5 separate regions of the Mus musculus genome follow, and all the other regions are linked to region 2. The links are chromatin loops, found by intact Hi-C in ENCODE. Cell type or tissue: heart. All regions are shown on one strand. Each heading gives the region's core, and the rest is flanking DNA. Links, peaks and the distances in the headings are about the cores only.

The links. Peaks named below come from ENCODE experiments on the same cell type or tissue, not always from the same donor. Only the 100,000 strongest peaks of a DNase experiment are listed, where the experiment ranks them.
Region 1: a loop joins it to region 2, with 12 times the contacts of the local background. A loop is called at or near these places in 2 of 42 quality-filtered maps.
Region 3: it touches region 2 in a loop (2.7-fold over the local background); 3 of 42 quality-filtered maps call a loop at or near these places.
Region 4: it touches region 2 in a loop (6-fold over the local background); 4 of 42 quality-filtered maps call a loop at or near these places.
Region 5: it touches region 2 in a loop (4-fold over the local background); 5 of 42 quality-filtered maps call a loop at or near these places.

The regions. Positions count from the first base shown.
Region 1 is chr15:60,890,474-60,896,514 of GRCm38, forward strand. No RefSeq gene overlaps it. Among named protein-coding and RNA genes, the nearest start is that of A1bg, 28 kb to the right of the region's middle. In heart, for the core only: no CTCF peak of the experiment used is centred there; no DNase peak of the experiment used is centred there; H3K27ac peaks cover 370 bases.
Region 2 is chr15:61,004,636-61,010,676 of GRCm38, forward strand. No RefSeq gene overlaps it. Among named protein-coding and RNA genes, the nearest start is that of 4930402D18Rik, 54 kb to the left of the region's middle. In heart, for the core only: no CTCF peak of the experiment used is centred there; DNase peaks (open chromatin) are centred at 2,096 and 3,026.
Region 3 is chr15:60,757,357-60,763,397 of GRCm38, forward strand. No RefSeq gene overlaps it. Among named protein-coding and RNA genes, the nearest start is that of Gm23835, 56 kb to the left of the region's middle. In heart, for the core only: CTCF peaks have their summits at 2,751 and 4,865 (motif pointing right); no DNase peak of the experiment used is centred there; H3K27ac peaks cover 286 bases.
Region 4 is chr15:61,093,792-61,099,832 of GRCm38, forward strand. No RefSeq gene overlaps it. Among named protein-coding and RNA genes, the nearest start is that of Gm38563, 60 kb to the right of the region's middle. In heart, for the core only: a CTCF peak has its summit at 2,849 (motif pointing left); no DNase peak of the experiment used is centred there.
Region 5 is chr15:60,912,016-60,918,056 of GRCm38, forward strand. It overlaps A1bg (alpha-1-B glycoprotein), which reads right to left. Exons shown (of 7, transcript NM_001081067.1): 7 at 5,574-6,041. The coding sequence ends at 5,844. Among named protein-coding and RNA genes, the nearest start is that of A1bg, 6.2 kb to the right of the region's middle. In heart, for the core only: no CTCF peak of the experiment used is centred there; no DNase peak of the experiment used is centred there.

The DNA.
Region 1 (6,041 bases), core at 567-5,566, 110 kb before region 2:
TTCTAGAAAAGTCAGGGTTGCTAGAATTTCTTCACAATGGATCTGAATTTTAGTGTTTTTTAATAGCATCATTGAGATATAATTTACATAGCATACCATTTACTCCTTGAAAGTACCCAATCCAGTAGTTTTTGATATATTTACAGAGTTGAGAAATCACTATAATAAATTTCAGAACGTTTCCATCAACTCAGAAAGAAAAAAAATATTCTGTACCCTTTAGCTATGACTCCCCAAGCTGCCTTTGTTCAGTGTTTGAGGCAAGATTTCTGATAATGTTCAAAAGACATTTCTATTTCTGTACATCCCCAGAGTTTTAGAAATAACTACATTATAACACTTCTTACGCTGCAGGGCTAGCGTTGTTTTTCTTCTTGTCTTTTCTGAATCTCTGACTTCCAGGAGGACAAATGCTTTAGTTTATTGAACTTTATGTCTACTGTCAGTTCAGTTTCTAGTACACCTTGGGGTTCAAACAAAGGAAGTAAGACAGAAAGAAAGAGGAAGGAGTTGGGGACAGAGGGGTGTGGGAGAAGGAAGGAAGAAATGAAAGATGAAGGGAGAGTATACATACACACACACATACACACACACAAACACACATACTTTAACTGTCAAAAATGGTACAGAGAAGACATCTGGTAGGCATTTTCTGGCAAATGTTCTTTTTTTTTTTTTAAGGCAGTGTTTTCAATGAAAAGGAAAATCTTGAATTTTGAGTGGGTTTTGTTTTGAATTTGCACCATTCTGGAAGCTATGAGGTGTTTACTTCACAGTGTCCACAGGATTTCACACCTAAATTGTCTTTGGCTACTATCACGGAGAGATCCACAATAAAAGTAATTCATACCCAGGCAAAGCTTGTTCCTCTGTAATCTAATAGCTATAGATGGCTTGGAACTGAGAAGTCAGCCTGGCCCAACCAGATATTTCCAGCTTGCATTTCATTATTCCATAAGGTTGTGCCTTCAAATACATGGCTTGGGGTGACTCTTCCTTGGTAGTTGCACATCCTAGTCAATTTAAGAAAGTGAGCTTGTGCCATAAGGGATATGATCTGTATGTTTCATGCATTGTTTCTTATTTCTGTATGTACCACATTGACTGAAAATGTAATCTTATCTAGATGCACAGGGACTGTGAGAACAAGTCTTCTGTTTGCCCTTGTATCCAGCTACACTTCATGCTTAGCTTCTCCTTCTTAAGGAGAAGAGGTGGAGGAATGTCAGAGAATAGTTCCATGCCTCACCTTTCTTTTTTGCAGTCCATACTATGGCACATTGCTAATTTTCTTCATTTTCAATTTGTGTAGCAAGCATTGGGCCTGAAAAAAAAAAGAGTGACTTTTTGTTATATCTTGCTATGTTTTATATGTTTGGCATTTAAATGAACTTGGAATGATTTTTTTCCCTACTTTTGTAATTGCAAATGTATTTCTAGTACACTAGAGAATAAGCTGGCTTTCCTGAACCAGCCAGGAGAACTTTTGCCCATTTACAATATTATTTCTGGGGGGAAAATGATTTTGATTACTTAAAATACTACAAAGAAATGTACTTTTGAAATGTCCATCTGACAGTTGAATAGTGTTAAACTCATTGATGCTGACAAGGAAACTGTCAGCTGAGAGAGACACTAGAAGTTTCTCTGGGCAGCTCCGATGCAACACTACAGCACTGCTAATTTTAGTCAAGATAAGTCCAGCTAGAATTTCTCCTTTTTTCATTTGTTTGTTAAGCCACGGTTGTGGGTTTATCTTTGGACTTTAAATATTCAGCTTTTTATTGGAATTTGTTCAGTTGGGAATTGGTAACCACAGCACAGATAGTACATGGGAAGTATATTTTAAAACGCATGGGTAAAGGTCTAACTTAAAGCTTCAGAAAACACAGGTTTAATTTTTGGCTAATATAACTTTGGCTATATTTTTTTTATTCGGAATTTGTCATGGTTTAAATGTAAAGTTTTTGAATTGTATAATATATTCATGTACCATAACATAAGCATATTTGTTTATGTTAGTGTCCAAATTTAGGGACAAATCTGCACACCCCCCCCCCCCCCCCCGTGTCCTTGGCATGTGCTCAGGCTGAGGGTGTAACAGTTTGGCACTGATTGTATAACTCAGTCAAACTAGATTTTTTTCTCTCCTGCAGTTGACAAATATTCATTATATGCCTATGAATAAAGCACCTGGGTAATAGGCTGAGGTCCATGAAACAGATGTTGAGCAAAACAATCCCAAGACATACTCTAGGAAGCTCACTCTCTCTTAGAGAGAACAGATTTTAAGCAGTGTCAACAAGGTAGGAGGAGGGTGATTCCTGGCAGAAAAGCATGCAGCTGGAATAGTTTGCAAGGATCCAGGCCTAAGTGAAAGGGTCCCAGCTCTGCCCTCCCCGACCTCAGTGCTCAGAGGCAATAGTGGGAAAAGGAAGAAGAGCAAGCACCTTGTGGAAAGAGGCTACGACATGTAGCTCTTGTGAGTACCTCTCAGAGGAACTAGGGTGTGAGGAGAAGGAAAAAAAAATGAACTTGATTCTTGAATACCACCCATTGGGAAATATCTATTAAAGCACTTGTCACATAAATGAAAACAAAAATCCAAAGCATGGTAGCATTTCAGACAGTGTTGATGACAGGAAAAGTGTTTTGTTTATTTAAGGGCCAGTGATGTCACACAAAACTTTCTAGGTCAAGCTGAGGTTTCTGAGGCTATTTGGAGGCAGCTTAGCTGGTCAGAGGTTGAGCTCTATTTTAAGCTTATGCAGCAGGAAGAACACTGGTGAACAGGCAGGCATCGGAAAAAGCATGAAAACAAAACAAAATCACGGTTGGAACCCATGGAGGCTCTCCGGTGGCAGGTGTGGACAAACCTCTGTTTTCCTTTTCTTTTTCTTTTCCCTTTTCTTTTCCTTTTTCTTTTTCTTTTCTTTTTTTATTAAATATTTTCTTTATTTACATTTCAAATGCTATCCCAAAAGTTCCCTATTCCCCCGGTCCCCGCCCTGCTCCCTTACCCACCCACTCCTACTTCTTGGCTTTGGCATTCCCCTGTATACAAAGGTAGAAGATCAAGTGTGTGTGTGTGTGTGTGTGTGTGTGTGTGTGTGTGTGTGTGTGTGTGTATGTGTGTGTGTGTGTGTGTGTGTGTGTGTGTGTGTGTGTGTGTGTGTTGTAAACTTACAGGCTTAAGTGTGTAGGAGTGGATAGTGGATAGTCAGAAATATCTTCTACTATGAAAGGAATGTTTTCACATTAGAAAGAAATTGACTTAGTATTTGGGTATGAGAATGTTCTAACTGGTTTAGAATTAGATAAGTATTCTAGATTAAACCCTAGGACAGATAACTAGACTAGATTCTTCTCTGTGAAGGTAATAAAAACATTAGAGCACCTGAGTAATTTTTCTTGAAGTAATAGAAATGGATGAGATTTCACTTATTCATGAATAATCATTAATTGATTCACTTCTTCAAAGATATTTCTTGAAGAAATCTTAAGTGGGAAGAGGGGAAAGAGAATACCATGTGATACCTGAGGCAGAAAAGGAGAAGGAGAGTATTGGGGAGGAGGAAGAAAACCAGTAAGAGAAGGACAGGAAGGTGGGAAAGCGCAGTGGTAGAGAGAGGGGCAGATAAGAACAATGTGTCCAAGAAAGTGTCATGATGAAATGCACTATGTGTTGAGTTAAAAAAAAAAAAAACTGAAACAGACAATTGGAATGGGGATGGGGCATCTCTGGGACAAACTAGAAAGTAAGAGCAATGTATGGAAATTCTCAGGAATCTATGAGGGTGACCCTAGTTAAGACTCCTAGCAATGGAAGATATGGAGCCTGAATTGGCCCTCTCCCATAACTAGGCAAGACTATCAATGGCAGGACTAGGACACCGATCCAGTCACAAAATCTATGACCCACAATTTGCCCTGACTAAAGGATGTTCAGGGGTAAAAACAATGGAGCATAAATTGGGAGAGTGGCCAACCAATGACTGGTCCAGCTTGAGATTTATGTCATGAGATAGAGTCCTTCCCTGACACTGTTAATGATATTCTGCTATACTTGTAGATAGGAATCTATCATAACTGTAGTCAGAGAGTTTTCACCCAGCAATTGATAGGAAAAGATGCAGGGACGAAAAGCCAGACATTAGGTAGAGTTTGGAGAGTCCTGTGGGAGAGGAGTAGGAAGGATTGTAGGAGCCAAAGAGGTCAAGGACACCATGAGAAAACCTACAGAATCAACGAACCTGGGTACATAGAGGCTCACAGAGTTTGACCCATGAACCAAGAAGCTTGCAAGAGACTGACCTAAGCACTCTGCATATGTGTTACACTTGTGTAGTTCTAGTCATCAAGTGGGTCTCCTAAGAGCAGGAGCAGGTGCTATCTCTAACTCTGTTGCCTGTCTTTGGGACTCTTTCCTCCTATTGGGCTACCTCATCTAGCTTCAATGAGAGAGGGTGCACCTAGTCTTACTGCAACTTGATATGCCGGGGCTGGTTGATATCCATGGGAGGGATCCCCATTTTTGAGGGGAAATGGAAGAAGAGGAGTGGATAGGGGAAGAGAGGTGTGGTGGAATGAAAAGTAAATAAATTAATTAATATAACATACTTGGAAATACTTGAAATGGATTTACAAGGATAAAAAGGCACAAAGTATCTATAGAGAGACTAGCTGTTTGATTTAAGGGATGCTGTCTGAAGTCTCAAGGAGTGTGTAATAAAATGACCATGATGCAATATTTTTGTCTGTTACTGCCATTTCTCCAGCATCCTAGTGCATGTGGGTCCTCTTAAATATACAAATGCATGATCCGTAGTTGATCGCATTTCATAATGAGTTTGTTAAGAAGTCTGTTATTTTGAAAATAAATATATTTCTTGAGCAAGTAGCGTGTGCTTAGCATTGGAGGTGCAGTGGTTAAGAACAATGGATCTTTATTTTCATAGACATTATGTCTGGCTGTAGAAGATGGACAATTGAAAGAAAGCCAGTTGATTTCTAGGATGGACAAAACAGAAGCAAGCCTGTGAAGAAGAGACACAGGCTAGTGGGTTGGATGATGGGACTGTAAGGGTGTCCAGTGAAGGATTCCTAGGGGATGTCGTGTGTAATCAAGCCCATGTTAGAAAAATGAGAAGTCATCGTCAAATGAAATCAGGCAAGAAGCAGAGAGTTCCCGGTATTTTGAGCAACATGTGTGAAGGGCCAAATATCAGAGTATGGAGAGTTGTGGAAAGGCTACTCAAAACTGTCCATGGTTACAGAAAGCAGTGCAAACATGGGACTGAATGAAGGGTCTAAAGGTATAAGACAATTCTCATTTATTTGTAACAGACCATTTCTAATTCTATACACCAAAAATTTGGAGTGAATATACTCAACAGCCCTTCTAAATCTCCAACTCTCTCTATTTTAAGTCAGAAAGGAAATCACAAGGCTAATTGCAGTGTGTAGGAGCTTGTGACTACTTCCTGACAGGGAGCTATGTATATGATGGTTGGGTATGATTTCTGATCAGTGTTTACTTTGCAGCATCACTCTTTTCATGGTATCCTTGAAGCATTTTGCACAGTGCCTACTCAGGACCCTAGGGTCCAGAGTAAGTCCCCAACCAGTTAGCACATGGTTGTCCCCCAGTATGACAGAGAAAAAGTGTTCAAGGTAATTCCTTGTGCTTCATTGAGACGTAGAAGAAGTATTCAACCCAAAGCCCTGTTGCAAATACAAACAGGAAGCAGAACTTTAAATTAATCACTTAAATAGTTAATCATTTTAAAATTACCTACTCAGCATTTTCTGTTACAGCTATAAAGACTAGATGGATGCCTGCTGAGCTGAGACATCCTGAAACAGGAGCATGATTAAAACTGTTCCGTGCCTTGGGGCCAGGGATGAAGGGATATATGAAGTCTGAGGGTACACATAGGAGGGCCATTTGATGTTATGTGACCTCCTTCAGGATGTTCTGCCTAGAACCCTAGAGGTAAGTACAAGTGTGGCAGAGACTGAAAGAGATCCTAAAAGGAAGC
Region 2 (6,041 bases), core at 405-5,404:
TCTCCAAACCACCATTCCAAACCCAGAGGTCTCAACTTTTAGAGTAATTGTACCTTTAAAACAAACCCTAGCTGATGTAATCATCTTGGAGGCAAGAAACATATGATATAATAAAACCAACAAAACAAGGTACTCACAAACCTAGCTTAGGAATGAATCTACTTGTTCAGAAAAGCAGCAGTGTCCCGTGGAGAGGAGGAAGCAATTCGGTGACTGAGTACTGGTTTTCCACCAGACATTCCATTAAAGATGTTATTAATGATTCTTTACTTAAAAAATTTATGACAAAGGCATTATTTTTCTCTGCCTTGTGAACAATGGGCCAGAGTGTTAAGCAGGTGTTCTCTGGAACACAGAAAGGATCTCAGAGTGAATGGTGCATCTTGTCTCCAAACCCCAGGCTCTGTGCCATTAGCAGGCTGCTCCCTGAGGCATTAAGCCATTTAGTTTATAACCTAAAAGGTATCACAGCTATGGGAGGAACAGACTTGTCAAACTTAACCTTAGAAGGTGAGAGAATCAGTCAAACTTTAGATTTGCCATGTTGAATCGCGAAAAGGATGGCAATTGCTGATCATGCTGTCTGGTACTATTGCCAAATGTCACAACCAGACAAGAGTTCCATTCAAATGTCTCAAATATCAAATAGAGAAAGAGGCTGACCCTATCAGAAGCTGGGGCTGGGAATAAGCTCTGTTCTTATCCGCCCACAGTGCCCATGGTTATTGATATCAAAGGCACCATACAACTGGTGCTGCAGCATCTCAGCTGCAGAGCTCATGTGCTGACACCACTTATAACAAATATAATTCCTCACACACCATCCACACTGCAGGAAACCAACATTCAAAACAACAGATCAAATGCATCGCATGTTTATAGCTATACAGCTTTTACCTGAGCACAAAGAAAATTTCACCACATAATACCGATGAGAACCAAGTTTTATTTCTGCTTATTTCTGGGTTCATTTTCTGAGAATACAAAAGAAAGGAATAAACAGACAGACAGGCAGATGGATAGATAGATAGATAGATAGATAGATAGATAGATATTAAGTTCATTCTCTTTCATCAAGGATAGTGATTACAGAAAATCCAATCCAAAAGTTAATAACAATTCATTGCTACAGCCTATAGTGCTCATTCTCTCAGCAATGGTACATTAATGGTACCTTTTCTATGCAAATACCTTTGAGGATACAGATATGAATAGAATAGAGATTGTGCCTTTGAGAATTCCAGACTGCAAAGGAGAGGGAGAGATGTACTCAAATGCTGCTAATCCAAATGAAATCATCATCATGGAAGACATAGGAATAAAACTGTGGCCTTTGTGGTAAACTTTGCATTTAAAAGGCTGTGCATAGCTTTTGGGGTTTCAACTCTTCAAAATCAATGTCCTGGCTAGGCTATCGCTGAATATATTATCACTCTGAAGATTAAATTCTTATGTGTAAAATTATCCTCAAAATGTCTATTTGATCGTCTTAGACTTAAAGGGCATAGTGCATACAGATTTCTTCACAGACATCTAGGAAGTGTTGTTATTATGAAGAATAAAGGTAAGGTCTAAGTCTCTTACTTAGCCAAGGAGCTCTGGACTTTGATAGCTTCTTAGAGGAGAATTGACTTTGTATAAGTGTGTAGTCCCTAGTAAGTTGGCCTCACTCTGGTGGAAGACCACACGTCCAAAAATTGGTCTTGATAGGTCTAATAAAAATAAAGGGATAAAGTCACATAGTTCAGGTGGGTAGGGAAGGGGTTGGTGGGGTTGGATCAGGGAAGAGTTGGACAATGGGGTTAATACTATCAAACAGAATTCTCAAAGGATTCAAAAAATATTTTTAAACAACTTGTCACCTGTTGTTTAATTATGGAAAAGATGAGTTTTCTGTCTTCACATGGTTGGTTATAGAACAAATGTAGAATAATGTGAACAAAACATCCAGGTTTTGAATGTTCATAAGCAGGTTTGTTTGAAAATAGTACACGTGTTTGTTTTCACATTGCCCGCAGCTGCTGCAGACTGACAGAGGGCTGGGTGGAGTAGCTACAGCAGAGACCAGATCATGTGTTCCTCATAGCCAAGAGCGGTCACCCTTTCACTCTTCACAGGGAAAGCTTGCCAGTAACTGGTTGAGAATGTCTTTTGCAGGCGATGGGATTACAAAGAAGAATTTTGAGTAGGAAGGCACTGACAGAGATGTTTACAAAACTAAACTTGCAGCTGAATTCCTGACAGGAAGATCAAGAGTCTATAAATTCTCAGATGAAAGAGATAAGACTGGCTAAGAGGGAAACAGAGGGAATTTTATAAGGAAATTATTCTGGCTAGCCTGTAACCTTATTTAGGCATTTTAATACAATTAATTATTTTCTTTTTTTTTATACACAGTATTGGTTTTTATGAGGATATTTTTCTTTGAGGTAGGGTATTTATAGGTAGTATATTATGGCCCAAAGATGTCCTTGAAATTCTAATCCTCCAGCCTCTACCTTTCAAACGTTAAGATGAGATGCAAGCACCCACTGTGCTCACTTTACTATTTTGGGAATTGGATACAGGGTTTTAGGCATGCCAGGTAAGCACTCTCCCAACTGAACCCTCTCCTTTGCCCCATTATGATGCTTTTAGATAAGAATATAATCTATTGTCACCACATCACCCTCATCACTCTTTACCCTTACTAATATATACCAATTGAAATGAATGTAAATGAAAATTATATTTTATATTTTATAGGATCTTTCATTCATCGAAGATTGGCTGAGCATCTACTGAGGGAAGGAGGGAGGGAAAGGTTTCATTGTGTTGCTTGCTTGTTTTTCTGCACTATGCTCAAAGCTGGACTTGGTCCTAATGGGTTTAGTGGCCCAGCTGAGAATATCAGAGACAGGAACTGGGGCGGGGGGAGGGGGGATATTCCGAAATGTGAATTTCCTGGCTTGTTTCCTTCAGTATAACAAACTAGAGTTGATTTCTGGACAGCCCTGCTGTCTCAGGTAGCCACGCCCCACCTTTCCTCCCATGGAACAAAAATCTCTTTGTGTAGATAGGATGTTTATCTCTACAGCCATGGATTGAGCTTAGATGGGAAGTAAATATTTTTGGAATCAAGATCTGAACTTAAGGGAGGCCAGTACCTAGTCAGCTTCCCTTTGTCCCAGTGTTAAATATTTTAGACACCAGATACTGAGGCAGCATTATTTACAGACCATTATCAGTGGCAGCCAGAAGAAATTAGAGAAGCCTTATCAGGCACAGGTGCTTTGTTTATGACTAGTCATTTGAGAAGTTATAATTGCTTTCTGTACTTCTGGCAGGTTCTCAGTGTTGTTTTCCAATGAACAAATACCAATAATGCCAAGTTGGACTAAATGGCACATCAATATTTATCATTATACAGATATTTTTATTGTGTATTCATAGCTTAGTTGACTCATTTAAGGCAACTGGTTTTTCTATGAATGACATTGAATGTGTTGGGTATTTCTGATTTCCTGGACTTCAAATGTTGATTCAATTGTTCTAAGTCTTCTGCTTTCTATTTTAGGTGACTTGATTATTTATTTATTTATTTATTTATTTTGTATTATTGTTGTTGCTGGGCATAGAGGTTGTCATGTACATTTTGGGTATATAAACTTACTATATTTCAAGGAAATTTTAGAATGGCCTGGTGATAGGAAGTGGTTTTCCTCTCTTGCAGAAATTAGTCAATTGTTTTATCAGTTATTTAGCTGATTCAGTGCTGGCCCAGCAACCATCAGCCATTCAACTAATAACAAATGTAATGACCTATTGTTTGCCTACCCAGTCTCCAGCTTTCTCCCTTTCTCCTCATATAAGGCCCAATTGTCTGTTCCCACATACATCTTTTACCTGCTCAATTTATAGAAAAGATTGTTTTTTATTGCTTTTAGCATGCTTGTGCATGATATACAGGAGCAACTCAACTAAAACTTTGTACAAGTTGACCCATTTTGCTTGAAGGGAAGGATATATAGCCCATGTTTAGGAGAAGAGGAGGTCTTTCCTCATACTAGGCAGAAACAAAGACACATTGGGTTCAGATAGTCACTGTCGTCATCTTGGGGTGAACCCTGGGTGATGTAGATAGGGGATGCTTCTGCTGTTGACAGTGAAGAGAACTGGGTTCTTGTGTGACATCTGGAAGGAGGTGGGCCACTGCCTGCTTTCCATCCATAGGGTCTGAGTAGGAACCTCTTTCTATCCTTTGTAATGAAACCAGACTATGGGATTTCAAGCCTCAAAACTTAGCTTGCTCAGGAGATGACTCGTAGGATTTTGTAAGATTTCAAGAGAATGTTCAGATATCATAGCAATAGCCATATTGTGGCTCCTGTATTATTCAATATAATTTTAGACCCAAATAGGCATTTTATCTCCTTTGGCAGTTTCCATTTTGCTTTGCTTTTCTATTAATTTCTATGTTGGCTTACACACTTTTACCTGATTAGAGAGTAGTAGGGGGTTAGCATCAAGTTTCAGAAATAAACATGTCCCTTTCTTTCTAAGCCTTTTTTTTCCTTTTTAACCCTCTCCTATTATTTAAACTGAGATAGAAATCTGGGCAAGGAGGCAACATGGTTTGTCTAGGGGAAAAGACATGGTATTAGGAAAAGGCAGGTTGTATATTTTGCTGTTTGTCAGTGAGAATATTTTCACTTATCATCATTGATAAATAAAACTCATTTAGCATTCATTTGATAAAGCAATGAAGTTGGAAGCTAGGATCCAGTTTTATACGGTTTTGTTCTGTTTGGTCAGGGTTTCCTTGTTTCCCTACTTACAGGGAAAGAAGTTAACCATCTAATGCTTGAGGATCAGTGTGATTCCTCCGCACGTTGTTTCTTCTTTTCTGAATTTGCCAATTGCATAGTTTATTATTCAGGATATGTTAATCTGTCATCACCAATGCCTTTCTCTATGTTTAAACTGTTGTATTTTTTCATTAATCTTTCTTTATTAGCTCACATCTGGAGCTGACTGTGGGTGCATGATCCTAATGATCTTATTAGGCTTACGGGTACAGTCCTCAGGGCCCAGGTGGCAAGGCCCCGGATAATGTATTTAATTGCTTTGTTAAATGATATACGTCTTTTAGACCTTTCATTAAGTATGTTCCCTTTGTTACACAATTGTGCCACTTGCTCCAAACCTGCCTTACTCTGGGGATCTTTAGAGTGCATTGGGGAGTCATAAAGGAAAATGAGGTAGAAATTGAGGTTGGGGTGCTGCCTGGTAGATGCCAGTATCTCAGCCCCGCTTTTGTGATATTATCATTAGAAAATTGGAAGTGGCTCAAATATGAAACCTGTCTTCCAGTCTGGATGTAAAATTATTTTACAGATATGTTCTTCTGCACCAGATTTTTCCATGTCTCCCATCTCAAAAAAAAAAAAAAAATACAGGGACAAAAATGGAGCAGAGACTGAAAGAATGGCTAAGCAGTGACTGGTCCAACTTGGGATTCATCCAATGTGTGGGCACCCAATCCCTGACACTATTATTGATACTGTCTTGTGCTTGAGGACAGGATCCTAGCATGGCTGTCCTCTGAGATGTTTTGCCAGCAGCTGACTGAGCCAGATGCAGATACTCATAGCCAAGCATTGGACTGAGGTGGTAGACTGAAGAGATGAAACAGTGAACTGAAGAGATTAAACAGTGAACTCGCACAACACCACACGGAGAAATCAAAGCTATAGGCAAAACCCAAGAATATGTTTTGGTCATCTAGAACATTACAAAAAAAAAAAAAAAAGGCATCTTTCCAAAACAAAACAGATGGAACAGAAAACAGGCTTGTGAGAGATGGAGAAGTCAGAAACATCACACCCACACACTAACAACACAGAACATGGATTACCTTTGGAAAGAATTGTACTAATGGTTGCTTTTAATGAATTGAAGATTTTTATCTTTACAGATGTTTAGGCTTGTTCGATAGGAGCTGCCCAAAAACTCAAACTAGTTCAGTCTTGTCCAAATAAAACCTAAAAATAGTTTTCAGC
Region 3 (6,041 bases), core at 511-5,510, 250 kb before region 2:
CAAGGATTTTGATCTCAACTGATTACTGCTACCATCTCATAAGAGGAGTGTCTTATTTATATGTCTGCTGCCTTCTCAAGGATCATCACAATAACCCAGAGTGAGGTATGGTATCATCTCATCTAGAAACTGAATTTTCTTTCTTTCTTTCTTTCTTTTCTTTTTTTTTTTTTTTTTTTTTTTTTTTTTTTTTTTTGTATAGAACAGATTTTATTCAGGGCATGGGGAGGGGAATTAAGAGGGTAGGAGAGAGGGGAAGGGGAGGGGAGGGGGAGGGGAGGGGAGGGGGAGGGGAGGGAGAGGGGAGGGGAGGGGAGGGGAGGAGAAGGGAAGGGAAGGGAAGGGAAGGGAAGGGAAGGGAAGGGAAGGGAAGGGAAGGGAAGGGAAGGGAAGGGAAGGGAAGGGAAGGGAAGGGAAGGGAAGGGAAGGGAAGGGAAGGGAAGGGAAAGTACAGGTTGGCCATGAGAGTGTGGAGAGAGGGGGTAAGGGGACAGGGAGGGAGAGGGAACAAGAAGGTGTGAGCAGGAGCAAGAGAACAGTCTGATGAATTTTAACAGGTCCCAGAGTCTGAAATGATTATCATTGGACTAATTAAAGGGTATTGAGACTGTTCTTGTTTTGATGTTTCTAGGGTTAAAGTAGAATATGTATATGTATATGTATATGTATATGTATATGTATATGTATATGTATATGTATATACATACATTATATAATATGAATATACTATATATAATATGTATATATAGAATGTGTGAGTATGTTATATATATTACAAATATGTAAATATAATATAATATAATATAATATATGTATAGTAAGTATGTGTGTGTGTGTGTATACCTCCATTCTTTGGCTTGTGGCTCCTTCTCTTATGCTCAAAGCCCATGATACTGGACCAAGTCCTTATACTTCCAATTCTATTGTTCTACCAACCTGTTAGCCTCTTTTCCCATTAATGATCAACTTTATAAGATTGTATTAGGCCAACCTGGATAATCCAGGATCATTGCCTTATTTTAAGTTCTGCTGCTTATGAATCAGAATTATATCTCTAGTCTTAATTCTCCTCTGTCGTATAGAATGACATACTCAGATCCAGGGTCTCTTTAGAGCTGCATTATTCTGCATGATAAAACTAATTCTTAGGTAAAGGGAAAGGCTAAGAACCATCTTGTGATTTTTTTTCCAGTTTCTTTCAGAGGCATGTAGTGTATAATTTACAGATGGACACCTACAATCCTTGAAATCCCCTTTTAAGTGATTCACAGAATGAAATCGCCCTAGTCAGTGTCGTATGGCTGTGAAGAGATGCCATGTCCAAGGAAACTCTTATCTAGCAAATTGTTTAATTGGGGATCTGCTTACATTTTCAAGGCTTAGTCTATTATCGTGGCAGGGAGCCTTATGGTAGGCAGGCCTGGTGCTAGAGAAGTATCTAAGAGCTGTCTCCTCCTGCGTAGGCTGAAAGAGAAAGATGAACTCAGCCTTGAAACCTCTAAGCCCACCCCAACACTTCTCCATCAAAGCCACACCTCCTAATCCTCCTAATCCTATTAAAGAGTTTCACTCCCAGCTTCGAATACCTTTACATATTTTTATGATAAAAGTACAAATAACCGAAAAGAAGCATCATCAGAGCAGTAATAATCCCTGCCATATTTCTGTAACTCTACGTCCCACGGACTCGTACGGTCTTCTACCGCCAATGAGGACAGTCCATTTCACATGAGAACCCCGATGGTTTGATAGGGTAAATGACCTTCCCGCAAGACGAGGAAGCAGGATGTGAATCCACAGTCCCTTTGATACAAAAACCTATGATCTCAATGACTATTTCGATTTAAACCAGCAAACATGGGATAAGAGCTGACACAAAGCTCTGGTAAGGGGTGGAGATTGGGAAGATGGAAAGCTTGACCTTAAAGAAAGCAGATCAAAGTCCTACAAAGTATTTGTTAGATAGCAGTTCAGGCCTTGGCTTAACCACTTACAAAAGAAGACATGTATATTAATCCGAGTCTCTAGACTCCAGGCTCTTCGTCTATATGATAAGATCATGGAATAGCTTCAGCTAATCATTGGAGGAAGATCAGATGCAGTCACTTAAGCCAAAGCCATCAGGATTTAAATGGGGGGGGGGGCGTTGTTGGTAAAAAGAAGCAAAAGCGACTCCTGTTATGAAGGTGCATAGATAAAATGCTCTTAGTAGTGAATACAACAAACTGATAATTCACACGAAGATCTATGAAAACATCACCATCGCAATCCTATGCTAAAAAAAAAATTCCTGTATTCTAAATTGTATTCTTAAATTCTTAAAGTACTGATAATTCTCCCCTGGTATAGAAAAATGTTATTTTAGTATTTCCACTGCATTCTTCTGCGGATTCTGGCTTTTCTTTTATGAAAGGGTCTCAACAAACTTGTGTATAGAAAAGCTGACTCTCACGGCAGCCTTCAAAAAGCCTTGAATCTTTCTTGGCCTGTACATGCTGGAGTCTCTGCAGGTCTTTCACCCGCTGGAAAAGAAGAGAGAAGAAAACTAGTATCTCCTCCTTAAGGGGTCAGCGAACTTCCCGCGGCAGCAAAGATCCCCGGTCAGGCCCAATCGCTACAGTAGTGCTGAATATGCCACATGAGGGTCAGGGCCCTGACAAAAGCTGAGCTAAGCCTGAGAGAGCAGAGAGCAGAGCTCACAAGGAGTGTCCATCCTTTTCTCAGTCTGAGCTGTCCCCCACGCCCCTGGCGGCCAACCAGGGAAGGGCAGGTTAATACCTCTCCCTTTCCCAACCCTGGACCAGTCTCAAGTGACATCTATTTTTAGAAAGCTTCTTCGTCTAGCTTCTCGCAAGCCCACTGCAGCTTACCCTGTGAGGCCTACCTCCCACCTCAGCTCAGCCTACCACACTTAGGCCAGCCCAACCTCCTTCTGTCAGCACATCTTTGATGACAGCTGCCAAGCCAGCTCTGCCAATTTCCTGCAGTGCCACGTGATTTAATGTAACCAATCCCATCCAGTCTAGTACTGTGCCTCAAATGGATGCTGTGAGGCCTGCAACCTACAGAGCATCATCGCACAGTTCACTGCAGAGACTTGTTTCTGCTGCCAGGAACAAGACAGCATCACTTCACAATTCCCAAACCCAATATCTGCTGCAAGGACTTCAGCTGCCAGCCAGTTTCATGGAGGAAAGTTGACATTCTGGGGTCAGTCATCTCACTGTCCATCACAAAAGAGCAGAGGCCACAGAGGTAGGCCCATAAAGAGGCCGACTCAACTGGAGGAAGAGAATGCTGGCAAGTATACCTGTCCTGGGAAACTGCAGCTTTTCCTTCCGAGGGAGGAGAAGGATATAGAAATGATTTCAGATTATGGCTATGCAATGTAAGAGCTGGCCAGATCTTTGTAACAAAGTGCTTCTTTGACATGTACAACCAGAGCTATAGACACAGATGTAGATGTATCCACGTGTAGGGCTTCAACAGTTGTACTAATGCATAAATAAGTAAGTATATAGGTAGATAGATGAATATATAGATGTTTGTGTTTACATAAATGAACACATAAATTTTCTATAATATTTTTAAATATTTGAAGACAGTAAAACTTGACTGGAGAACTAAAAGGGGGGGGCTGACTCTAAGAGCCCACAGAGATGACATTTCAGAGCAAGTGTAGAGAATCTTGTTCATCAGACTGATGTCTCTTCACCCCTGGTACTATGGTTTTCTTGTACAGGAATTTTTGTTGATATGGTGGTTTATAAGTAGTTTCGTAGTATGTTAGCAAGCAGATGAAAAGTGGTGGTATCACATGCCTGTTCTTTAACAAGTTTTAACCTACATTCTCCAGTTTCTGGTCCAGTTTCAACCACTACCACATAGATACTACAGGCATCTCATCTCTACAGAGGGCTGACCCCAAATAGAGTCTGTGGGAACGACAAGCCATGTTGTCTTCTTACTTAAAACTCCCATGTATGCATTCCCTTCCGTTGTCCTCTTTTCTGGTTCCTTCTTGATTTTTAAAATGCAAGACTTCCTTGATTTCTCAGTTAGATGTTTTTACTTTCCATTAGCAACATGGGAGGTAAAACACAGCCCATTTAAACGGAGGCCCACTCCCTTATTTGGCATCTACTAATTCCTGTAACTTCAGTAATTAGTTCATTGTCTGTCTGTGTTGGGCTGTGCTAAGAGCTGTTGAGGGAGGGCATTCTTGACACTTGGTGACCTATCACTGTTCTCTACAGAACTGCAGAGCAGGTAGTCGGTGGTTTGTGATTATTTTCCAAATGAAGAAAATAAATGCATTTGTACCACAGAAAAGAAATCATTTATCCTACTCCTTCTTTTAAATGGGCCAGGTTTTGTTGGGTTTGTTTGTTTGTTTGTTGTATGGTTTTTGTCACCTACAGATTCTCCTCTAAGCATCTTGTGGATTTTGAACTTGCAAGTATAGAAACAACACACTGAAGTCTGTGGTGTTCACTGTTTGTTAGTAAGATGTAGAATAAAAGGAACTCAAGGTCAGAAATAATAAAAAACAAACAAACAAACAAACAAAGACCTCGAGGTAGGGTGGAGATGCCTGTCTGAGTTAGGCTGTGAGAGGCCCACTGCTGTAGTAGATACACAAGGAAATGGTAGAGACTGAAATAAAACGAATAATTTCATTCACACAAAGTTTTCTTTACTCAGCTAAAATGTGTCCCTCAGCCATGTCAGAGACCAACCCTACCATCTCCCACAGAAAGTTCCAAATGACAAAAGGTGGAAGTGTCAGTTAGAATTGGGATAAGTTGTGTTGCTCAGAGGTACTGGGACAGAGGAACACAATCAATAGTCACTGAACTTTAGAATCTAGCCAGCAGAGGGTGGAAGAGAGAGGACTTGACCCAGGATGCTAAGTCTCGGTCATCAGGATAAATCTCCTCTTGTTCCATCCCATTTTTAGATTAGTTGTCTAGCTCCAGCTGACTGCAAGTGAGTCTGGGAAATGGAGTCTAACTATGTGACCAGGATCAAGGGAAAAACACCTTTAAGGAACACTTGACTACTTCAACTACAAAAAATGAGGGAGGAGAAATATTTTTTAAAAACTGGTGCGATTCCTAGGCAAGGCTTAAAGAAAGAGAGGAATGTGAGAGAAGAAAGGAAACAGCAGAATGGTGTTTGAAGGAGTTAGTGGTGGTGAGTATTCTGTGGCCTCCACTCTATTGTGTCTAAAAATAACTCTGATCCATTCCCCCTTTCAGTAATGATGGTCCATGAGTGGGCATATTGAGAAAGAATGAGAACAAAGCTAACATGTGGGCTGCAGAAGGGATAATTTTGAAAATGTGCATACTCCTTTCCATTATTATTCCACTTGTCAGAATATGACTGACATTTCTTTTGGATTATTGCTTCCATGGCAGATTCTCAGCATTTCTCCCAAAATATCAGTCTCCTTTCAAAGGGAATGTTACCAATTGAAGACCCTAGTTAGCAACACAGCCAAGACTAAGACCCTGCTTATACATGTAATTGTGACATGTTTTACAAATTGAGTGAAATATGAGACAAGAAGAATGGGGGTCCTAAACAGCTCAGGAACTGGCAAAGAATCTTCTTTTCATCGCCTGTCTACTGCACACTCACCCTGTCTCACTAAATCCCCACTAAGTCCTCAGGAAGGTGAATGTTTGTCCATTTATAGATAAGGAAGCAGAATTACCTGGAAGACATAGATAGGACTAAGAATCCAAACTGCTGATAATATCAAGAAAAACAACCAAATCACTTCTTTTACTGTGCCCTGGAGAAGACACAGAACATCACCTAAGTTACTTTGACCTTGGAGGCAAGCAAACTGTGGGTGAGAACCAAGCAGGACTATTGGAGGATGGGGAACACAAAGTAAGTAGGGAAGGTAAATGATTTAATCTTGTGCTTCTTAGCTGTCGTACACTAAGGCTGATGTTTACTCATAAGCATTCTGACAAGTCTAAAATCTCCCTCTTCTCTCCCTGTGTTTATCTCAAGCCTATCTGTCT
Region 4 (6,041 bases), core at 393-5,392, 89 kb after region 2:
GAAATAACTTCTTAGAGTAAGCTTTGAAGTGTTCACTATTACTATATTTTTACCAAGCATCTGCAATGTATTAATTTTAAATTTTGTATAAAGATTTGGCAGGATTTACCAAGGCACTTAGGAATGAAGTTTGATTTGTGGATAGCTTTTTTATTATTATTTTTTTATTTTACTGGTGTTAATTTGTCTTTTTTGTTAAAACTACTGATTTAGTTGTTTATATGTCTATTTGGATTATCTATTTCTTCTTGAGTTAGCTTTAGAAATTTGTCTTCACCAGTCAGAATGGCTAAGATCAAAAATTCAGGTGACAGCAGATGCTGGCGAGGATGTGGAGAAAGAGGAACACTCCTCCATTGTTGGTGAGATTGCAAGTTTGTACAACCACTCTGGAAATCAGTCTGTCAGTTTCTCAGAAAATTGGACAGAGTACTACCAGAGGATCTCGCAATACCTCTTCTGGGCATATATCCAGAAGATGTTCCAACTGGTAAGAAGGACACATGCTCCACTATGTTCATAGCAGCCTTATTTATAATAGCCAAAAGCTGGAAAGAACCCAGATGCCCCTCAACAGAGGAATGGATACAGAAAATGTGGTATATTTACACAATGGAGTACTACTCAGCTATTAAAAAGAATGAATTTATGAAATTCCTAGGCAAATGGATGGACCTAGAGGGCATCATCCTGAGTGAGGTAACCCAATCACAAAGGAACTCACACAATATGTACTCACTGATAAGTGGATATTAGCCCAGAAACTTAGGATACCGAAGATATAAGATACAATTTGCGAAACGTATGAAACTCAAGAAGAACAAAGACCAAAGTGTGGACACTTTGCCCCTTCTTAGAATTGGGAATAAAACACCCATGGAAGGAGTTACAGAGACAAAGTTTGGAATTGAGACGAAAGGATGGACCATCTAAAGACTGCCATATCCAGGGATCCATCTCATAATCAGCTTCTAAACGCTGATACCATTGCATACACTAGCAAGATTTTGCTGAAAGGACCCTGATATAGCTCTCTCTTGTGAGACTACGCCGGGGCCTAGCAATCATAGAAGTGGATGCTCACAGTCAGCTATTGGATGGATCACAGGGCCCCCAATGAAGGAGCTAGAGAAAGTAGCCAAGGAGCTAAAGGGATCTGCAACCCTATAGGTGGAACAACATTATGAACTAACCAGTACCCCGGAGCTCTTGTGTCTAGCTGCATATGTATCAAAAGATGGCCTAGTTGGCCATCATTGGAAAGAGAGGCCATTGGACTTGCAAACTTTAAATGTCCCAGTATAGGGGAATGCCAGGTCCAAAAAGTGGGAGTGGGTGGCTAGAGGAGTGGGGGGAGGGTATGGGGGACTTTTGGAATAATATTGGAAATGTAAATGAGGAAAATACCTAATAAAAATATTTTTTTAAAAAAGAAATTTGTCTTCAGTTGTTCATGGTATTTTACTATAATCTATTTTTGTTTCTATAATTTTTACTCTCTATATTTTTTCTCTGGTACGAGGTGCAACCAATACTTTTAAAATCAAAGAGAGAACTCAGGGTCTTCTTGCCTCTGCTTCGCAAGTACTGTTCTTAAGGGGTACACCCTGCTCAGGTCTATCAGGTAAGTCTTGCTTCAGTTATGTGTGTATATGATACATTTGTAAATACCACAAAATATATATTTCTTATTGTGGATGTGGTTAAAAAATATCTGAAACTGGAGTGTGCTAAGCACCAGATTTGTTTTATATGAATGGTCATAACCTGTATTAAAGTTTCATTAATTTCTTCCTCATATTTGGCTGATGGCTACTATTTTTCAAGTATACCTTTAGGTCATGCTTTCTGGAGGAGCCCTTTCTTTTCTTTTTCTTTCTTTTTTGTCTTTTATAAAGTGAATTTATTTATTCACTTTATATCCCAATGTCTGACCCGCTCTCCTCCCAGTACCCCATCATCCCTCCCTCCTCGTGCCCTCACACACCACACCTCTCCTTTTCCCCCTTCCCAGCACATAAAGTCTTTGCAGTACTAAGCACATTCTCTGCTACTGAAGCCAGACAAGTTGGCCATGTTAGGGGAATATGATCCACAGGCACATAGACAACAGTTTCAGAGATAGCCCCTGCTCTAGTTGTTGGGAACCCACATGAAGATCAAGCTGCACATCTGCTACATATGGGCAGGGGAGGGAGTTAGGTTCAGTCCATACTCACTTTTTGGTTGGTTCCTTCTTTTGAACTCCCAAGGGCCCAAGTTAGTGGACTCTGTTGTTCTTCCCGTGGAGTCCCTGAATTTATTATCTGTGGATTCCATTATCCTAACTTTGTCTGGCTTCAGTGAGAGAGAATACACCTAGTCTTACAATGACTGATGTGTGTGTGTGTGTGTGGGGGGGGTTAATACCCAGTGTTGGGGGTCTCCTTTCTCAAAGAAGAAGTGGAGGGGGAACGGAAGGAAGAGCTGTGGAGGGGGGAGTATGGATGGGGAGCAGAGGTGGGCTAATACTGGAGGATAAACTCAATAAATAAATTAATTAAAAAAAAGAAAGATGAAAGCAAGCACCAGAATTCATCATAAAGTCTGCTTTCGAAAATACTCAGACACTATCATAGAGTTAATGTGGGAAAAAAATAAACATTAAAAAGCTACAAAGGCTGTGTTTCATGTGAAGGAAAGCAAAGTTGTCTTCAACACAGTGCTTTTCACAAGATCTTCAGTAAGGGAGGCAGGGGGAAAGACAAGGAGGAGAGCCCATGTATCCTGCTGTGTGCCCACAGGATTCCCTCCCTGTCTTGCAATGCTTACTAAATATGAAAACATTGCTCCATCTAGTGGTTTTTCTTAACACACATTTCTCACAGCTTCCTCTTGTTGGTTATCTTTGACCATACCAGAGAGATGGGAGGCTTTAGTTTCCTAAAGGTTCATGATAAATTTTTGTCCTTCAAGAGTTTCAAAGAATGAATTATTTATAGAGCATAGACATGAATGAAGACTTCCAGACAAAATGGCAAAAAGAAGTGTCCTGAAAAAACTCTTCTGCTACTTCATCTATCTGGAAAATTTTTGGTAGGTTTCACAAGAAATTGTTGTTTGTGAATTCAAAAGAAGACATCTCTAATAGGTAAAATGAGAGAACATGAAGGCACAGTTATGAGCCACAGCTCAAGTAAGAGTAATTCAAGTCAATGGAAACAAACTTCATCAGCTCAGGGTCAGTTTTGATTAATTGGCATTTATATATATTTTTTATGGTTTTCAATTTGCTGCATTTTGAAAGTCTGGTAATTTTTTTTTAATTAGATATCAAACATTGTAAATTTTATCCTCTATCCCCAAATGAGCACATTGAAACCTAATACCAGATGGGAGACTTGTAGTAGTTGGAGCCCTCCTGTAAGCTATCGGTGTCCTTACACATAAGGTATCACACACACACACACACACACACACACACACACCTTGTCCCCCTTTTCAGGCATGTTAACAAAGTACTATTACTGGGTGGTGTCAGGAAGTAGTCTCTTATCACTGAACCAGAGAGAAACTTTGTATTTGACCTTCCAGCCTCTAAAACTATCTCAGATATGTCTCCATGATTATAAGCCTTCTGTTTTATGATAGCCTGAACAGATAAGAAAAAATATTGATGCACTTGCCTATATATATTCTAAAATGTCACTTACCCAGTTCCACTATGTGGAAGTAACTTGATACTTTTGGTTCTCTTTTTAAATTTCCATCACTAGGTAGGTGGTACCTACAGACAGTATTTAGCTTAAGATTCTGACTTCTTTATTCCTACTACCTTTAATTCAGCATGACATTTTCAATTTCATGAGAATAAAGGATACTGCAGAGAGTTTCTGTGGTCGAAATGGCTCTGAATATTTACTACTTATAGATGTTAGATTAGTGTCTTGCTAATAGTAAGTATACGCATTCTAATTGATGCAGTTTGTAGTGTAGGGGTTATTATTATTTTTTACTCTATTTTCAACTTTGGTGACTTCCATTCATACACGATATATCTGACATCCAATTCATAATCCATACCAAAACACTTGGCTGTGTTTGATAATGAGATAGAAAAGCAAACATCCCACAACCAACACACAGAGAGAAAGAGAGGGAGAGGAGAGAGTTGAGAGGGGAGAGGGGTGAGGGGAGAGGGAGGAGGGAGGAGGGAGAGAGGGAGGAGGGAGGAGGGAGAGAGGGAAAGGGAGGAGGGAGAGAGGGAAAGGGAGGAGGGAGAGAGGGAAAGGGAGGAGGGAGAGAGGGAAAGGGAGGAGGGAGAGAGGGAAAGGGAAGAGGGAGAGAGGGAGAGGGAGAGGGAGAAGGAGAGGGAGAGGGAGGGGGAGGAGAGGGAGAGGGAGGGAGGGGGAGGGAGAGGGAGGGAGGGGGAGGGGGAGGGAGAGGGAGGGAGGGAGGGAGGGAGGGAGAGAGAGAGAGAGAGAGAGAGAGAGAGAGAGAGAGAGAAGATGATCACTTTTAACTGTCAACTTGATGCAATCTAGAATCATCTGGGAAGAGAGTCTCTGTGAAGGATTGCCTAGATCAAGTTGGCCTATAGGCACATCTTTTGGGGGAGATCATCTTGATTAAATTAACTGATGTGAGAAGGTTCATCCCAGTTTGAGTGGCCTCATTCCCTAGGTTTGGTCCACAAACTATGAAAAAACTAGAGAAGGTTTCTGCCCTGTTGACTCTCCTGCTGTTGTAAATTATAACCTGGAATTGTGACCTAAAAATAAACCCTTTCTTTCCTAAGTTCCTTTCTTTCCTAGGGTCTCATCAAAGCAACAGAAATGAAACTAGGACATATGTCAAGTCACAGGACCATCATGGGACCTGTAATCATTTTTACTGGAAAAAAGAATATGTAATTGCAAATCAAATACAAAGTACACACCAAGATTAGACAAGGTAAAGAGAACCTTTTTATGCAACATGACCTATGTTCCTTTCACAGATGATAGCAGTCTCTTGTAAAAATGTCAATACACTTTCAAAATTTTTTGGTTTTAATTTTGTGACATTTCAATGAGAATTAAATAACTTGTAATATAAGGTTATTTTAAAATATTAATAAAATTTTGAATTATTACTAGGAAATTTCACAAATTCTGGTTATACTCGAATTTCCATGTTTTCATTAAAAAGATACAGAAGTCAGAGAAGGAAAAGCCAATCAATACCTTACAAGTATCAAATTTCACATTTGTTCCATCCTATTAAAAGCAACTCTTCCTGTAGGTTTCTTTAACTCTGATGACACAGGAAATGTGAGTTTTCCAGAGGCTGTGTAGATCGTGGGTCACTGTGAGGAAACAATGAAGCAGATATCAGAGCATGAATAAGTGCTGCTCTGAGCCCTCATCTGCCCTGCCTTGACCTCCTGCTGTTAACAGCAACTACAGAAAGCTGTAGAGTCAGCATCAGCAAGCATGCAACATCAGCAACAGTTTCTGTCATTCACAAGTGCTGGCTTTTAAGATATGAAGAACCCTTCCCAGTGAAAACAAGTCTGAGATCCTTAGATTAGAGTCACTCATGGTTCTCTTCTCAATAAGAATCCAGGTCTGAACTCACTCTCATTGGTTGGAGGTGATGCAGACAAAGCACACCATGGTTAATGTTAATGATATTATGCAAAACTCAAATCTGTGTGTATATCAACATTTGATGATTCTCAAAGGAAATGGTTGGTGATGATCACTTTAAATCAATCACAGTAAGTGATATTTGTCTTTGCTATTAAAGGGGCTTCAAGCCTGGAGCCCATGCATGCAGTGTTTATTCTATGAACTCCCTACTGGTGGACATCTGGTTGGCTCCCAATTGCTTGCTAATTCACACATAATGCCTCCTTCATTTTGCCTTTTCATCACAAGCAAATAACCACCACACCTGAATTGAACTGACAAATATTATTATTTATTATGTCTCCTAAGACCCATATCTCTTTCTAAGATTTATTTATTTTATGTATATGAGAACACGGTCACTATCTTCAGACACACCAGAAGAGGGCA
Region 5 (6,041 bases), core at 704-5,703, 92 kb before region 2:
ATATTGGCAACAGCCCATTATAAATATGCCAGAGTGCTGCCACCTAGATGTGACCATGGACAAGCTAGGGATGAGATACTTATTATTTAAGGAAAGAATGTAGGATATGGGTGTCCTAGAAAGATTGTCTACATGCAACACTATCATGTTGAGGACCTCTGCAGAGGGCATTTTCCATTAAAGAAACAGAAATCACTTACATTTTTTAGAGAAATGTGTGTGACTGGACAGTCTGGGTTAGGAGCAATGATATGCCTTCTCAAAAGACATGCCTTTACCTCCAGGATTTTCTGACAGAAGAAACACTCTTCTGAAGTTTATATGTGTCTTAGTCAGGGTTTCTATTCCTGCACAAACATCATGACCAAGAAGCAAGTTGGGGAGGAAAGGGTTTATTCAACTTACAATTCTATACTGCTGTTTATCACCAAGGAAGTCAGGACTGGAACTCAAGCAGGTCAGGAAGCAGGAGCTGATGCAGAGGCCATGAAGGGATGTTACTTACTGGCTTGCTTACCCTGGCTTGCTCAGCCTGCTCTCTTATAGAACCCAGGATACCAGCCCAGAGATGGTCCCACCCACAAGGGGCCCTTCCTCCTTGATCACTAATTGAGAAAATGCCTTACAGTTGGATCTCATGGAGGCATTTCCTCAACTGAAGCTCCTTTCTCTGTGATAACTCCAGCTGTGTCAAGTTGACACAAAACTAGCCAGTACAATATGTCAGAGTGTTTTTTTTGTTTGTTTGTTTGTTTGTTTGTTTGTTTGTTTGTTTGTTTGTTTTTTGTATTACAGAGAGGAGTTTACCCCCACCCCCATGTCACATCATGCCCACCTCATAGCAAGGGCCAGAACTTTTGAGATTGTTTTGCCAAGTGGAACATTCTAGAGTCAGGTTCTGACTTCATCATAGGAACATTCAGAATGAGGCTAAGCCTAGGTACCAGATCTTCCTTCTGACCTGCCCAGAATGAGGCCTGATAATGTACCATATCTCTCTGGGTTGCAAGTCAAGGTTTACAAATATACAAATTGAAATATCTCAACATGAGAGAAGAGAGCCTGGAAGAAGTTGCCAGCCCTGTCACTTCCCTGAACGGCAAAATGTGGTCTCTCACTTCCTTAATCCACATTCATTCCTCGGGCCCTCCTGTCTCTTATATGTATGTCTATGTTTGTGTGTTTTGTCACTAGCCCTTTGCAATGGCATGTGGCACTCTCAGTTTGAAACTGCCAGCTCTTTAGAAAACTACCCTTAGATTCTGCATGGGATTTGCTTGAGTTAACTATAAAGAACCCGTAGATCTCATCTGTACTTGAACAAAGGTTTCATGAATTCTCCTGGAAGATACATAGACATGCCCATTTCCTTTATATTGGACACCAGCTGCCATCAGACATGTCTCCCTCCAAGCATAGCTCCTGAACCAATGAGTGTGTGGGGACTGAGCATGGGGAGTGTGTATAGGAATGAGCATTCGTGAACTGTTCTGGGCACATCAGTGACTCAGTAAGGACTGTGTCATTGAAAAGCTCCCAATTGATATGAGTGACAACTCAAAGAGCTGTGATTTCTTTTGAGTCCCAGATCCATCAACCTTTAATTGTCTCTTTAGCACTGTTCATGCAGTTGGAATAGGAGAATAGTGGCTGGAGTCCCTGGTGAGAGAGATGTCTGTGTTCTGCGGTACAACAGAATATTACTAGGGCTGATGAAGTGGTCTTTTGATAAGGTCTTGCCTCTGATCACACTAACTCTGACTTCAAGCCAGCAGCAGTCATGACATGCCTAGAGGATGGAATCTTGCCAACAATTTCACTGATGGGATTGCATCTCACCATCTTTCTAAACCCGTCAGGGTGAACAATGGAAAATACATATTTTGGTATGTATGACCTGCTATGGAGGTCATGAAATTGTATGTTTTATTACCAATCCTGGATGTTACTTCACAAAATGCGCTGAGAGAAAGGGCAGTGAAGTTGAGTAGCTGACTGCACACACCATGTCTTGGCACAGGGCTGGATCCTAAGTTCCAGAGAAAGAGCTAAGAACGATTCCAACCATCACACTAGCTTAGGAAACCCAGTGACTTTCTGATCCTGTCTCTTGGGGCACTTGTTAAAATGAAAGTGACAGAGTGGAACTTCTTGAGTTGTTATGACCTTGGGTAACTGTACTTATACGCAAAGACAGACTTGATTAAGGGTTAAAACCTTACCAGAGCTTACTGGCCTCTTCTAGCCCAGGGTGACTTGGCTCCAGGAAGAAGTAATGAAGCTTTGCTCTTCATCAAACACCATGGTGGAGCAGCTTCTCTTCAGCCCTAGTTCAGAAATAGAGCACTTCTCTGACACACCCAGTCCATTGTTTTCCAGGATTTGGAACAGCATTACTTAGCTTGAGCAAGCACTGGGACTATGCTAAGTATTATTAACTGTTCTTTCTTTCAGGGGATGGGTGGTACCTCTGTCCCTTTCTGGCTCCTTAAGATGACCACTATTCTTCCAATTTTGCCTCTAGCAAGCTTGGATCAGTGCACCGTGGTCTGTCCCAAGCCACTCCTTGGTAGGGTCATTGTCAGGACCTCTCCAACCATATGGGGAAGGGTCTCAGACTCCTGCTCACTCTGTGGCAGAGGAAATGAATGTCACCAGGCCCACCTCCTTAGCACGGTGGTAAATCTTTGCAAGACATAGAAGAAGCTCATGATAATTTAGCTCATGTGGTGTCCCAGGAAACAGGATATGTTCTCTCCCACATGTTAGTTTCACCCTTATCACAGCTCCGTAAGGTAGATAAGCTTGTCCTCATTGTAGAGAAGAAAAGTGAAGACCCACAAGTTTGTCCCACTTTCAAATCTAGGGTGCTCATCACATACCACACCCATGCTCTCTGTGGACACAATGGCACACCTGCTTTATAGTAAGGCTGTCCCATCAGTGTGTGTCACAGCCTCACACCAAGCCCTACTTCTTCTGTAAATCTTTCTATGCTTAGAGTTTGGCCCTGTGAAGAATAGCCCAAAGCTGTCCTGTTCTGTTTTGTTTTTGTTTTGTTTTGTTTTTTTGGTTTGTTTGTTTTTTGTTTTTTTTGTCCTGGTTTTTATGTCTTCACAGTAGCACTGGGCAGAGTGGCACATGACTATAATCTCAGTGATTTGGATGCTGAGGCAGGAGGATTAGGCAGGTAAGGCATTCAAAGCTAGCTGGGGATATGGTGTGAGATCCTTCCTCAAGACACAAACAAAATGTCATCCTTGGGATCCCCTGTGTCTGGGTTCACAGGGCAAATGAAAGACAGGATGAGTTAATGAGTTTAGGAGAGGTGCCTTGGGCTGGTATGTGTTGGGATCAAAAACAGCTCTGCTGTTTGTTAACTCCGCATTTTGAGAGATGTGTTTAGTGTTTACTCATCTCTAAATTTGGAATAATAATATTAGGTGAAATGGTTGCTGTCTTCTAGAATTTCTGTTTTCTCCTTCACATCTACAGCTATGCCAGGAATCAACAATGCTTAAGACCTATTATGAAGTTTTCAAGGTGTTCAAGATGGAGGCGTGATTACACAACTAGCCAAGTGCATAGCCCAGTAAAGATCAAGAGGCAAAATCCAAGCACTGCTCTGGACGCCATTACCTCCACTAGGAGCTCCACGTGGATGCTGAGCTCTGAGTGGAAGGGCTTGGGCCACCAGGAGATATAAAGGCAGGTGTAGTTGCACATATGTTGGGGATCCACAAAATAGAGCACCAGGCTGTAGGTGCTCAGTACTCGGAGTGTCCTGTAGGGCACAAATTTGCCATCATGCAGCAGCTCTGTGGTGACCCCAGGTATGTCACTCTGACAGCACACACCATCATCATGACCAGCAGGCACTTTATCCATTCATAGAGCCTGGAGCTTGGTGGTGGGGGTGGCCCTAGTACAGTGTGAGGGATAGTACTCAGTTTGGGGCATTTCCTATAAGGCCCTATGGTGAGCTTACTCCTTTTGCACTGCACACTAGGAATCAGGCAACTCTCTCTGTTGCCTTGCTCCTTGGGCATCCATCTAATAATGTCTGTGTCTCCTCTAGGTGTGCAACTCCCCAGCATCACAAGGGCTATGAATCTCCCAGACTTTGACCTGTTCCAGGGATTCCCTGGCTCCCCAGAGAGGTGAAGAAACCTTTTAGGAAACTGTTTCTGGCAGAAGCACAGTTCAAAGCTCTGAGGTCAAAATGGTTGCTATCACTTAGAATTTCTGTTTTCTCCTTCCCATCTCAAGCTACATCAGGAGTCAACAACTCTGAAGAGCATCATGTGACCTATTATGTTTTTTGGGTGTTTAAAATGGAGGTCAGTGCACAGGCCCTGAGAGCTTATTACCATTCTTGCTCTGTGTCTTAGGCTATGAGTATATCTTACTCTGCAGCCCACTGCACTTAACTAAACTCTATTTAGATGTGTATATATGAGTGTGTGTGAGTGCAAGGTTGTGTCTATGCAAATCAGAGGGGATTTTTTTCCGTTTCTCTTCTCATCCTACCATGTTGAGGCAGGATGTGTCTTCCTTCTGGTCACTCTGTCCTCCAAGTCAGGTGGTGGTCTGTTCTCCTTTCTCTCCTCCATCTCACTGTAGGAACAGTGGGATTATAGATACATGCCACTTGTGTATTGCATCCTTCTTATTTATTTATTTTATTGTAGACTCTAGGTATCAGCTGAGGTTGTGACACTTGTGGGGTAAGAGCTTTCTCATTACGTATTTGCCCTGTCCTAGGCTGTATCTTCTTTAAGAACAGGGACCATGTATTGTCTGTCTTTGAGATCACCACTAACAAAATTGACCTCTCAATTTTTCTCAACTTCCAATTAGAATTTGTTGGTTATAAAAAAATTAATGAATGAAATGATTCTTCATATTTAAAGCCTGAGTCAGTATTTTAACATCCAAGTAAGAGGTGAAAAAAAAAAGAGCCCCCTCTGAACAAAGGCACTGAAGGATCAGTGGTCACAGGGAGACATAGTTTATTTGGGGACCATGAGCATTGGGGTTTTGGTGGGGTACACAGCAAAGAGGCAGGGTGGTTTTGAGTTGAGGGTCCTAGTTCTGCCTCAGGGATCAACTCTTCAGACCTCAGTCTCAGGTTCCACTGAGGCCTGAAGGGAACAAAATACTGGCTCAGCTCTGAAGATGTTTTGCTGTTTTGATTTTTTCCAGTTGAGTTACTTCAGACAATGAATTGATTTAGACACACTCTGATGCCATCCATCAGATTATATTTGTAAGATATAAAAACACAGCCAGAACCCTTAGTGTAGTATTTTCTAACTTACTGCTAGGGTAGGCACAGACCCTTCCAAGCTAAGATAGACTTAATTAGAGCTTCAAGCTGCATGTATACACATGCTGGAAGAGGAAGAAATGCTTGGGAGCTATGAGACAGCCAAACAGAGATTGGCTTTTACCTTTATATCCTTAGGATCTAAACCCAAGCCTCTCCTCTTTACAGACACCATATCCCAGGCTTGGAATAACATCCTTCTGGATCTGCAGCTGCCTTAGATGCACAAATGAAAGGCATGCTTTAAACAAATTTTTACTTGACCTTTATTAAGTCCAGAGAAAATGAAGTTATCTTACATTGAGAAGAATGGGTATTATACCTGTCTTGAACCCTTCCCAAGAACACTTTTTTTGTGTCTGCAGCCACATTAGCGGCCTAGACAAAGAAATGGCTTCATTGACTCAGCAAGTTGCCACAGGGCCTTTCCACACTGACCTTGGTGAAGCAATTAGCCAGTGTACAGCTCTGGAAATATTAAGAACCCAAAACCTCAAACACAGCTCAGGAGAGCCTAACCTTCTACTATAACCTCCACAGGGTCGCTGATCCCTGATTCAAATGTGAAGGGCGGCAGGGCCGTATAGCGGCAGCTGTAGTTGCCTGCATGTTGGGGACCGACGAAGAGCAGCTTCAGGTAAGCTGAGGTGCTTCTTGTGGAGGCCACCGCGAAGGGTGTTTTAAAGCCCTCACGTACCAGCTCCATGCTGAC